Regions from separate parts of the Homo sapiens genome. Here region 1 is linked to region 2. A link is a loop called in an ENCODE intact Hi-C map of the cell type or tissue named here. Cell type or tissue: pancreas. All regions are shown on one strand. Each heading gives the region's core, and the rest is flanking DNA. Links, peaks and the distances in the headings are about the cores only.

Region 1 (5,381 bases), core at 176-5,175, 270 kb after region 2:
GACATTACTAGATATAAAGAGAAACATTTCATAATAATAACAATAACAGGCTCAATCCACCTGAAAGATATACTATCTGGAAGATATGAATAAAAAATTTATGTGCAGGCTGGGCGTGGTGGCTCACACCTATAATACCAGCACTTTGGGAGGTCGAGGCAGATGGATCACCTGAGGTAAGAAGTTCGAGACCAGCCTGGCCAACATGGTGAAACCCCCATCTCTACTAAAAATACAACATTAGCAGGGAATGGTGGCCCATGCCTGTAATCCCAGTTACTCGGGAAGCTGAGGCAGGAGAATCACTTGAACCTGGGAGGCGGAGGTTGCAGTGAGCTGAGATGGCACCACTGCACTCCACCCTGGGCAACAGAGGGAGAGTCCGTCTCAAAAAAAAAAAAAAAAATTAGAATTGATCAGGAATGTGAGACTCCATCTCAAAAAAAAAAAAGTTCTGTGCACTTTGCTAATATCAACTCACAATATATATATAGCAATGAATGGTAAAACTAACAGTGTACCCACAATCATAGTTGGGAATTTTAACACAGCTGTTCCATAGGATGATTTTTTTAAATGACATTTGCTCTCAGTTTGTGTGTGTGTGTGTGTGTGTGTGTGTGTGTGAGAGAGAGAGAGAGAGAGAGAGAGAATGTTTTTAAACCTAAGTCTTTAGTACATTTTTTTATGAAGCCGGTGCCTGGTAGATGGGGTGAACTGGGATATTGGAATGCTGGTTCTGGCAAGGGCCACCTGAATTGGGGAAGATGCAGTGGTGTGGTTTTCAGAACATCCGAGATGGCTCCTATGCCTGCTTCCCTTCTCTGCCCAAGTCCCTATTGCTGGACTTCTGAGGAAGCACAGTTATGGGTCTTGGTTGTTTCCAAAAAAGGCCTCTCTCCAGCACCAAGAACTGCCAGATGGCAGTGGTTAGACAATCTGGGCTTCCAAGTCCTCAGGAGAGTCACTCAGACAGATGAAACTACCTTCCTATTTTTAAATAAACCCAGAGTTAGCTTTTCTGTATTCTTTCCCTGGTCAGCAATTTCTGGTGCTTTTCTATTAAGAAATGCATTCTTTTGGCTAACCCGAATCCCTCATGTCATGATTTAAGTGCCTTTATTCTAGTATGCTTACCACAGTCTTACTGATAGAAGAGGAGAAACATCACACAGCTGCCTTCTAAAGCATGGTTTTTGTTTTCTCAATCACAGAATGCATAGAGGCGAAGAGTTGCGATTCTGGAGCCAGTCTTCCTGGGTTTCAAAACGGGATTTTCCTCTTATTATCCATGTGACCTGGGACAAATTACTTTTCCTTCTCCCCATCCATAAAATAGAAATAAAGTGAGCAATTTGAGGATTAAGAAGAATCAAGAGCACAGAAGTCTGCCGACACCGTGATCAATACTAATCATTATGGTTATACTCACTGTAGAAAATTGGGAAATTCCAGGGAGTACGAGGAAGTTTAAAAATTCCCTATGACATTGTTTCACAACTGTCCCCTGCTCCAGTACCTAGGACAATCCTTGGGATCCTTAAGAAACACTTGTTGAACTAATATTCCAAAAGGGTCATGATCACCTGCTTGTGCCCTGTAATGTGTGTCAAAGATGCTAGATGGCTAAGGTATTATGATCCTGAGGTCACCTGACACTGTCTTTATCTGTGTTACTCCGTAACCCTACTTCCTAGCACTGCACCTGAGCCCTGTAAATGATGCCTCATATTTTAATATTAGGTAGTGTATTTTCATGTGTGTGGCTGCTGTTACGAATGACCACAAACTTAGTGGCTTACAACAACAGAAATGCATTCTTTCATGGTTCTGGAAGCCGGATGTCCAAAATTAAGGTATCAGTGGGGCTGCATTCTCTCTGGAGGCTTGGGGGGAGAATCCGTTCCTTGCCTCTTCCAGCTTCTGGTGGCTGTCCCATTCCCTGACCTGTGACTGCATCCCTCTGATCTCTGCCCCCATGGTCACTGTATTAGTCTGTTTTCACACTGCTATAAAGAAGTGCCTGAGACTTGGTAATTCATAAAGGAAAGAGGTTTAATTGACACACAGTTCCTCAGGGCTGGGGAAGCCTCAGGAAACTCACGATCATGGCAGAAGGGGAAGAAGGCACATCTTGCATGGGAGCAGGTGAGAGATAATGAGCAAGAGCAGGGAAAACTGCCTTCTAAAGCCATCAGCTCTTACGGGAACTCACTCAGCAGCTTGCCTAGGGTCACTCGGGTAGCAAGAGGCAAAATCGTGAGTGGACTCAAGATGCATGTTCTCACTCATGAGAACAGCATGGGGGAAACCGCCCCCGTGATCCAATCACCTCCCACCTGGTCCCTTCCTTGACACCTGGGCATGTGGGGATTATGGGGATTACAATTTGAGATGAGATTTGGGTGGGGACGCAGAGCCAAACCATATCAGTGACATTGCTTCCTCATCTGCAGTGTGTCTGTGTCAAGTCTCCCTCTGCCTCCCTCTTGTCAGGGCACTTGTGATTGCCCTTAGGGCTGTATTAGTCTGCCCTGGCTGCCGTAACAAATACTTCAGACTGGGGGCTTAAACAACAGAAATTTATCGTCTCACAGTTTTGGAGGCTGGAAGTCTCAGGTCAAGGTGTCAGCGGTGTTAGTCTTTTCTGAGTCCGTTCTCCTTGGCTGTAGACAGCCGTCTTCTCCCTGTATCTTCACGTGATCTTCCGTCTGTGTGTGCCTGTGTCCTAATCTCTTCTTATAAGGACACCAGTCATGTTGGATCAGAGCCCATCCTCAGGACCTCATTTCAATGACCTCTTTAAAGACCTTATCTCCAAACACAGTCGCACTCTGAGTTAGCTTTTCTGTATTCTTTCCCTGGTCAGCAATTTCTGGGGTTAGGATGTCAACATATGAATTTTGGGGGGATACAGTTTAGCTCATACCAAGGGCCCACTCAGATAATTCAGGATAATCTTTCCCATCTCAAGATCCTTAATGGCAAAGACTGCTTTTTCATTTGAGGTAACAGTCACAGATTCCAGGGGTTAAGAACTGATTTCTTGGTATGGTTCTATTTCATCCTACTACAGGTATAGAAGAGAAAGAGTGAAGGATTCTGGAAACGTCAGGCTGCTGAACCACCTTCATATGGTTTGGCTCTGTGTTCCCACCCAAATCTCACCTTGAATTGTAATGATCCCCACGTGTCAAGGGCAGGACCAGGTGGAGATAATTGAATCATGGGGGCGGTTTTCCCTATGCTGTTCCCCTGATAGTGATCAAGTTCTCACAAGATCTGATGGTTTTATAAGGGGCTTCCCCCTTCGCGGGGCACTCATTCTCTCTCCTGCCACCCTATGAAGAGATGCCTTCTGCCATGATTGTCAGTTTCCTGAGGCCTCCCCAGCCATGAAGAACTGTGTCAATTAAACCTCTTTTCGGTGTAAATTACCCAGTCTCTGGTATTTCTTCATAGCAGTGTGAGAACGGACTCATACACATCTGGTGTGGGGAAAGGGGGCAGTGGAGAGGCTTCTGCAGGATGGAACCTTCCTGTTTTGAGATCCAGTGTTGGCTTCTTGAGCCTTACCCCCAAGACCTCTTTGTGGCCATGAACCGTTCTTTTTTTTCTGCAAACAATCTTTTTCCTGTTGCAATGATGCTCAGTCCACCATCTCCTGGTTTTCATTCTGTATCTCTGGAAGCTTCTCCTCAGAAGTATTGCTGGCTCCTGTTTTGCTGTTATTTTCAGGAATGAAAATATGGCTCAAGGTTCTGCCCTAGGCCCCTTCCCATGTTACAGACATGAAAATGGAGGCTTAGAGAGCTAAGTAACTTGGCTAAGGTCACTCGGGTAGCAAGAGGCAAAATCGTGACTGGACTCAAGATGCATGACTCAGATGTCCCAGCATCGCCTCTCTGACGTACCCAGCATCCAGCATGTACTCTGTGTTCAATAAATACGCTGATAAATGCTGAGTAAAACAGAACTCAAACCCAGGTTTTCTGGATCTAATCTATTATTCTTTCCAGCCAGCATTCTGGTAAGAACATCATTTCCCCTCTCCTCTGTACCCAGAGGGAGCAGCTGTCCCAGAAATTGCAGTTACTCTCAAGATTTTTATTTTCAGCAGCTCTGATTTTTATGTTCAGGGACCACACTTAATTATTGCAAAACATCTGCTGGCACAAAGTGGCGTTTTGTTACTGAATCATTCCCAAGAACATCCCATGAGCTCTTGTACTTGGAGACAATTTCTGCAGGGGCCTGGGCCAGCAGAAATACCTCCTGTTTAAGAGGCAGCAGGGGAGACTTAGGGTTGACTGGCTTTGAAAGCAACCACTAATTAGATTGTTCAGGGCTTAAAAAATGATAAGGCTTCTCAATATCAGACAGCGGTCCTTATCAGATATTTAATAACCTCTGCATGACTTTCCGTGAGCATCTCTGTGTGACGAGGTGTTTTTAGGGTGAGATTTTTTTCCATGTCTATGGGGTTCCATAATGGCGATCATAACAGCTCACACTTTACTGAGCCCTTTTTCTGTGCCAAGCAGCGTCCTTAGCACTCCTTGAACTTCATCACATTCAAAAAGGTCTCCTATTATCCATATGAATATACCTTATGATGGAGAAGTAATCTGGGTCAGCTAGAAGTTGTCTTTCCCAAGGCTGAGCCAGCTGGCAAATGTGTGACAGAATCTAAACCCAGACAGGCAGACCCCAAAGCCCCATTCTCAACATCCATCCTCTAAGGTCAAAGGTAACGGGGAAGCTGCTGCTCAAAACACAGCCGAGACACCATCCAGTTTGGACCTGGGAGGATTCCCACTGCAACTGTTGACTATAAGACTGAGTTTGATGTGAGGAGGAACTTCATGGCTAAGATTTGGAGACACTGGGTCCGAGTAAGATTGAAAGGCCTTGGAATGGTGGGTAGGGGCCTTCCAGATCCCGCCCCTGCCTTGCTCTGCAGCCCCCTCTTCCAACACATCCCCACACCCCAGGGCTGAGCCTGCTCCCTGAGCCTTGCTCCCTCCCAGGCCTCTTCCTTTGCTTCATGCACCTGCTGCTTTGTTTGGGCTGCACTTCCTCCCTCTTGGCCTTTGTCATTGGGTGCCCAGGTTTTTCTCTGTCCCCGCCTCCTCCGATGGTCCTGCACAATGCTTCCTTGGTGTCCCTTATGCCTTCCAGACCTCCCTGGCCAGGCCAGTGCCCTTCCAGGTCACCTCTTCTGGCATCCCACATTGCCCCCACAGAGCACTTCCAGCTGTCCTTTTGTACCCATTTCTGGGATTTGATGGTCTCTCCTATCAGACTGTCAGCTCCATGAGGACAAGGACTGTGTCTGTTTCTCCTTATTGTATATCCCCAGCGTTCAGTGTACTGCCTGG
Region 2 (5,381 bases), core at 63-5,062:
TGATATATTGGTCAGTCTGCTTTCTGTTGCAAGTGATAAACCTCAAATTAGCTTAATTTTTAAAAAAGGAATTCATTGACTTGTGTAATAAAAAAGTTCAGGGATACATCTAACTTCAGGCACGATGTCATCAAGAAACGGTCCCTCTTCATCTCTTGACTGCCTGTTTTTGTTTTTGTTTTCTGTGTTGCCTTTATTCTAGGCCTCTGTTCCAGTGATGGCAAAGATGACCCCAAGCTGCTCCAGACTCACGTGCCTTACTGCCTATGCTTTGAAAACGACAGAGAGTGTTCCTTTCACAGAAAACCCTGTGGCCGGGTGTGGTGGCTCATGCCTGTAATCCCAGTACTTTGGGAGGCCAAGGTGGGCAGATCACCTGAGGTAGGGAGTTCAAGACCAGCCCGATCAATATGGAGAAACCCTGTCTCTACTAAAAATACAAAAAATAATTAGCCGGGCGTGGTGGCACATGCCTTGTAATCCCAGCTACTTGGGAGGCTGAGGCAGGAGAATCGCTTGAACCTGGGAGGTGGAGGTTGCAGTGAGCCGAGGTCGCACCATTGCCCTCCAGCCTGTGCAACAAGAGCGAAACTCCGTCTCAAAACAAGAACAACAACAACAAAAAACAACCCTGCAAAAATCTCCCACAGGGCAGATGAATCACTGATCCGTCTTCCCAGATGTAAAGCCATCGCCATGCCCTAGAAATGCTGAGCTCATTGGACAGGTAGCCATCCCTCAAGCACGGGAGGGCGTCTACATGGACCACACAGCCTGGAAGCAGGGAGGGGTAATTTCCCAAGAAAAATGTAGGATGCTGCTGTCAAAAAAAGTGGGGCCTGTCTGGGTGTGGTGGCTCACGCCTGTAATCCTCTCACTTTGGGAGGCCGAGGCGGGCGGATCACCTGAGGTCAGGAGTTTGAGACCAGCCTGGCCAACATGGTGAAACCCTGTCTCTACTAAAAATACAAAAATTAGCCAGGTGTGGTGATGTGCGCCTGTAATCCCAGCTACTCGGGAGGTTGAGGCAGGAGAATGGCTTGAACTCGGGAGGTGGAGGTTGCAGTGAGCCGAGATCGTGCTACTGCGCTCCAGCCTGGGCAACGAGCAAGACTCCATCTGAAAAAAAAAAAAAAAAGTGGGACATAATGCCTCATAGGTAAAAACAACACTTGTCCACTTCATATACTAACTTAAAAGTTCCTAATTCATAATTTGTGACATTGAGAATGGCAGCAAGCATTTGGTGGCTCTCCCAGGCAGCTCTGAAGATGCAGCTAGAACAAGGACTAGAAATCACAGACCGATCTCTCAGGGAAGTCTCCTTCCCAGGCTGCTTCCCAGGCTCACCCAACCAGCAAGTCCATTTGAAGCTGGAAGATTCTGTGTCCATTTGGGAGGTAGTCAACTATGAATTCCTCTCTCCACTTTGGCTGCTATTGTCAGGTAAGCATTCCTTTTTGTTGTGTTGCATTTGAATGTGTTACTAAGATTATTTCCAATAATACTTCATTGAGTTACTTCTTCATGGAGTATAGAAAATTCCTGATTTTTTTTTTTTGTACTTTTTAGTGGAGAGGGGGTTTCACTGTGTTAGCCAGGATGGTCTCGATCTTCTGACCTTGTGATCCGCCCGCCTCAGCCTCCCAAAGTGCTGGGATTACAGGCATGAGCCACCACGCCCGGCCTTTTTTTTTTTTTTTTTTTTTTTGTGAGACAGTGTCTCGCTTTGTCGCCCAGGCTAGAGTGCAGTGGTGTGACCTCAGCTCACTGCAACCTCCGCCTCCTGGGTTCAAGCGATTCTCCTGCCTCAGCCTCCCAGGTAGCTGGGACTACAGGTGCCCACCACCACACCCGGCTAATTTTTGTATTTTTAGTAGAGACAGGGTTTCATCATGTTGGCCAGGCTGGTCTCAAACTCCTGACCTCAGGTGATCCGCCTGCCTTAGCCTCCCAAAGTGCTGGGATTACAGGCGTGAGCCACTGCACCCAGCCTGAAAATTACTGATTTGTAAGGAAGAAGAAATCAAACTCTTTATGATTAGACCAGGTGCATCACAATTTGATCTTAAAAATCTGAACCTCTTATAGCTTCAGTGCTAAAATCATGCAGTGTCATCCCTTGAGTAGGAGGCTCAGGTTGGCTGTGAAACTCAACACACACAGCACCAGTCTTGATAGAAGTCGTTCTGATTGTATTATCAGAGCAAGGAAGAAATATTTTTATTATCATTCAGTGTTGAGAATGTTTTAGTTTCCCTTTTGTTTCCTCTACAATCTATGAGTTGTTTCTTTCTTCTTTTTTTTTTTTTTCTTTTTTGAGATGGAGTCTCGCTCTGTCACCCAGGCTGGAGTGCAATGGCACGATCTTGGCTCACTGCAACCTCCGCCTCCTGGGTTCAAGCGATTCTCCTGCCTCAGCCTCCCAAGTAGCTGGGATTACAGGCATGTGCCACCATGCCCGGCTCCTTTTGTATTTTTAGTAGAGACGGAGTTTCTCCATGTTGGTCAGGCTGGTCTCGAACTCCCGACCTCAGGTGATCCACCCCCCCTCGGCCTCCCAAAGTGCTGAGATTACAGGAATGAGCCATCGCGCCCAGCCAAGTTGTTTCTTAAAGTTATTTAGTTTTCCAGACATATGGTATTGCTGTGGTCATCTTTTGTTATTAAATCCTAATTTTATTGCATTATAGCTGAAAAACCTGGTCAATATGTTATGTATGATCCTGTTCCCTTGGAATTTATTGAGGTTTCTTTTATGGCCTAATTTATGGTCTATTTTTATTAATATTTTTTCCATATGTACTCAAAAATGTGCAGAAAAAGATGATATATTCTGGCCAGGCACAGTGGTTCATGCCTGTAATCCCAGCACTTCAGGAGGCCAAGGCAGGAGGATGGCTTGAGCTCGGGAGTTCAAGACCAGCCTGGGTAACAGCAAAATCCCATCTCTACAAAAAGTATTCATAAGGCCGGGCGCGGTGGCTCACGCCTGTAATCCCAGCACTTTGGGAGGCCGAGGCGGGTAGATCATGAAGTCAGGAGATCGAGACCATCCTGGCTAACAAGGTGAAACCCCGTCTCTACTAAAAATATAAAAAATTAGCCGGGCGCGGTGGCGGGCGCCTGTAGTCCCAGCTACTCGGGAGGCTGAGGCAGGAGAATGGCGTGAACCCGGGAAGCGGAGCTTGCAGTGAGCCGAGATTGCGCCACTGCAGTCCGCAGTCCGGCCTGGGCGACAGAGCGAGACTCCGTCTCAAAAAAAAAAAAAGTATTCATAAAAAAATTAGCCAGGCTTGGTGGCATGTGCCTGTGGTCCCAGCTACTCAGAAGGCTGAGGTGGGAGGATGGCTTGAGCCTAGGAGGCGGAGGTTGCAGTGAGCTGAGATCACACCACTGCACTTCAGCCTGGGCAACAGTGTGAGACTCTGTCTCAGAAAAAAAAAAAAAAAGGTATATTCTATTCTTTAATATACAGAGTTTCTTCTCCCTCTCACAACTGTATACATACATATTATACAAACATATATTAATATAAGTAATATGTATTCTATATAAACATATGCATGTGTACATATGTTTATATATGTATATTTATATAGCTTGAATTTATTAATTATATTTTTTAGATCTTTGCTATCTGTGTTTTTTTCCCAAAGAGAAGTTTTTGTTTTTCTTTTTAAGAGACTATGGGTCTTGCTGTGTTGCCCAGGCTGGACTCAAGCTCCTGGACTCAAATGATCCTCCTGCCTCAGTCTCTAGAGTAGCTGGGACTAGAGGTGGGCACCACCATGCCCAGCTTTTATCTGTATTTTTGATCTCCTTGTCCTATGAGTTTCTATGAAGGTTTGTTGACATCTCTAATGATACCTCTTGATTCATCTATGTTTTAAAACTCATTACTCATTGCTTGATAAATGTTGGAGCCGTAGAGTTAGCAGCATGTATGCTTACAATTGTACACTCTCAGTGAGAAGCAGGATGAAGAGGAGGCAGTTTGTCTGGACTGAGATCCACGAACCCTGGGAATCTGGAGGCAGAGGGTATTGTTGAGATGACCAGAAAGCAGCCAGTTGGCCCACATCTATTTCATCAAGTCCTCAGCCCAGTGGAGGTTTGTGCTGCCCTCAGACACCAGTGACCTGGGATTTCTGCAGTCAAGAGGGAGCTAATAATGGTGCCAGGGTCACTTGGGGGAAGAAGCAAGAGCAGGACTTAAGATCTTTCCCCCAGTCTGAGCTCTTCATGCCACCGCCAGCTGCTTCTGCCCCGGCTGGAATCACCAACATCCCACAGCCCCTCCTGGGCAGCTTCAGTTAGGATGTCTAACTTCAGTTCCTGTTTTCGTTTGTTTGTGGAAACCATACTCTCTGTTTTTTAAGAAATCGTTTCTCACAGGAGGCTGAGGCAGGAGAATCGCTTGAACTTGGGAGGAGGAGGTTGTGGTGAGCTCAGATCATGCCATTGCACTCCAGCCTGGGCAACAAGAGTGAAACTCCATCTCACAAAATAAAATAAAATAAAATAAAATAAAATAAAATATAAAATAAAAATCATTTCTCCAAGGTTGATTTTGGGGGCAAGGAAACTGCAACCTGCACTGGTTTGCCATTTTGACACAAATCAGAAAAATTACCCCTGCATCCAAAAAAAAAAAAAAGGTGTTCACTTAGTTTTCCCTTCAGTCATCTGTGGTACTTTCCTTCTCAGCCTATGTATTCAAAGTGTACTTACAGCTTAGTTTATTGCACCACATGCTCAAAGGATGTAATTCAGTGATAGAGATTTGATTATCTTTGCAATTTTAAAAATGAAGGTAGAGTTGGCATACCATAAAATCACTCCATTAAACTACACAATCCAGTGATTCTTAGCATATGCAGGAAGTTGGACAGCAATCACCAAATTGCAGAAAATTTTCATCACCCCAAAAGAATTGCAGAAAACGTGCATCACCCCATTTGCAGTCATTTCTTTCTGTCCTCAGCCCTGGCAACCACACATCTATTTTCTGTCTCTGTGGATTTGATTTGGTATTTTGGCTAATTTGTATACGTGCAATCATACAATATGTGGCTTTTGTGTCTGGCTTCTTTCACTAGTATAATGTTTTCAAGGTTCATTCTTACTGACTATTGGTGCTTCATTCTGTTTTACAACTAAATAATTTGCATTTTTGGGCTATTAGAAATGATGCTGTATTGAATCTCTGTGTGCAAATTTTTGTGTGAACATATGTTTTCGATTTTCTTGGATATTTATCTAGAAGTAGAATTGCTGGGTCACACAGGAACTCTTATGTTTAACTTTTTGAGGACCTGCCAGACTATTTTCCAAAGCAGCTGCATTATTTTACATTCCCATCAGCAATGAATGAAGGT

What was found. A loop is a pair of places that touch in the nucleus more often than their neighbours do. Peaks named below come from ENCODE experiments on the same cell type or tissue, not always from the same donor. Only the 100,000 strongest peaks of a DNase experiment are listed, where the experiment ranks them.
Region 1: it touches region 2 in a loop (4-fold over the local background); 13 of 110 quality-filtered maps call a loop at or near these places.

Annotation. Positions count from the first base shown.
Region 1 is chr1:13,945,085-13,950,465 of GRCh38, forward strand. It overlaps a transcript of KAZN not described here. Among named protein-coding and RNA genes, the nearest start is that of PRDM2, 250 kb to the left of the region's middle. RefSeq lists a silencer at 1,742-1,974. In pancreas, for the core only: no CTCF peak of the experiment used is centred there; no DNase peak of the experiment used is centred there.
Region 2 is chr1:13,670,271-13,675,651 of GRCh38, forward strand. It overlaps LOC105378612 (a long non-coding RNA gene), which reads left to right. Exons shown (of 3, transcript XR_946968.2): 1 at 1-381; 2 at 1,260-1,446; 3 at 3,971-4,448. Among named protein-coding and RNA genes, the nearest start is that of PRDM2, 27 kb to the right of the region's middle. In pancreas, for the core only: no CTCF peak of the experiment used is centred there; no DNase peak of the experiment used is centred there.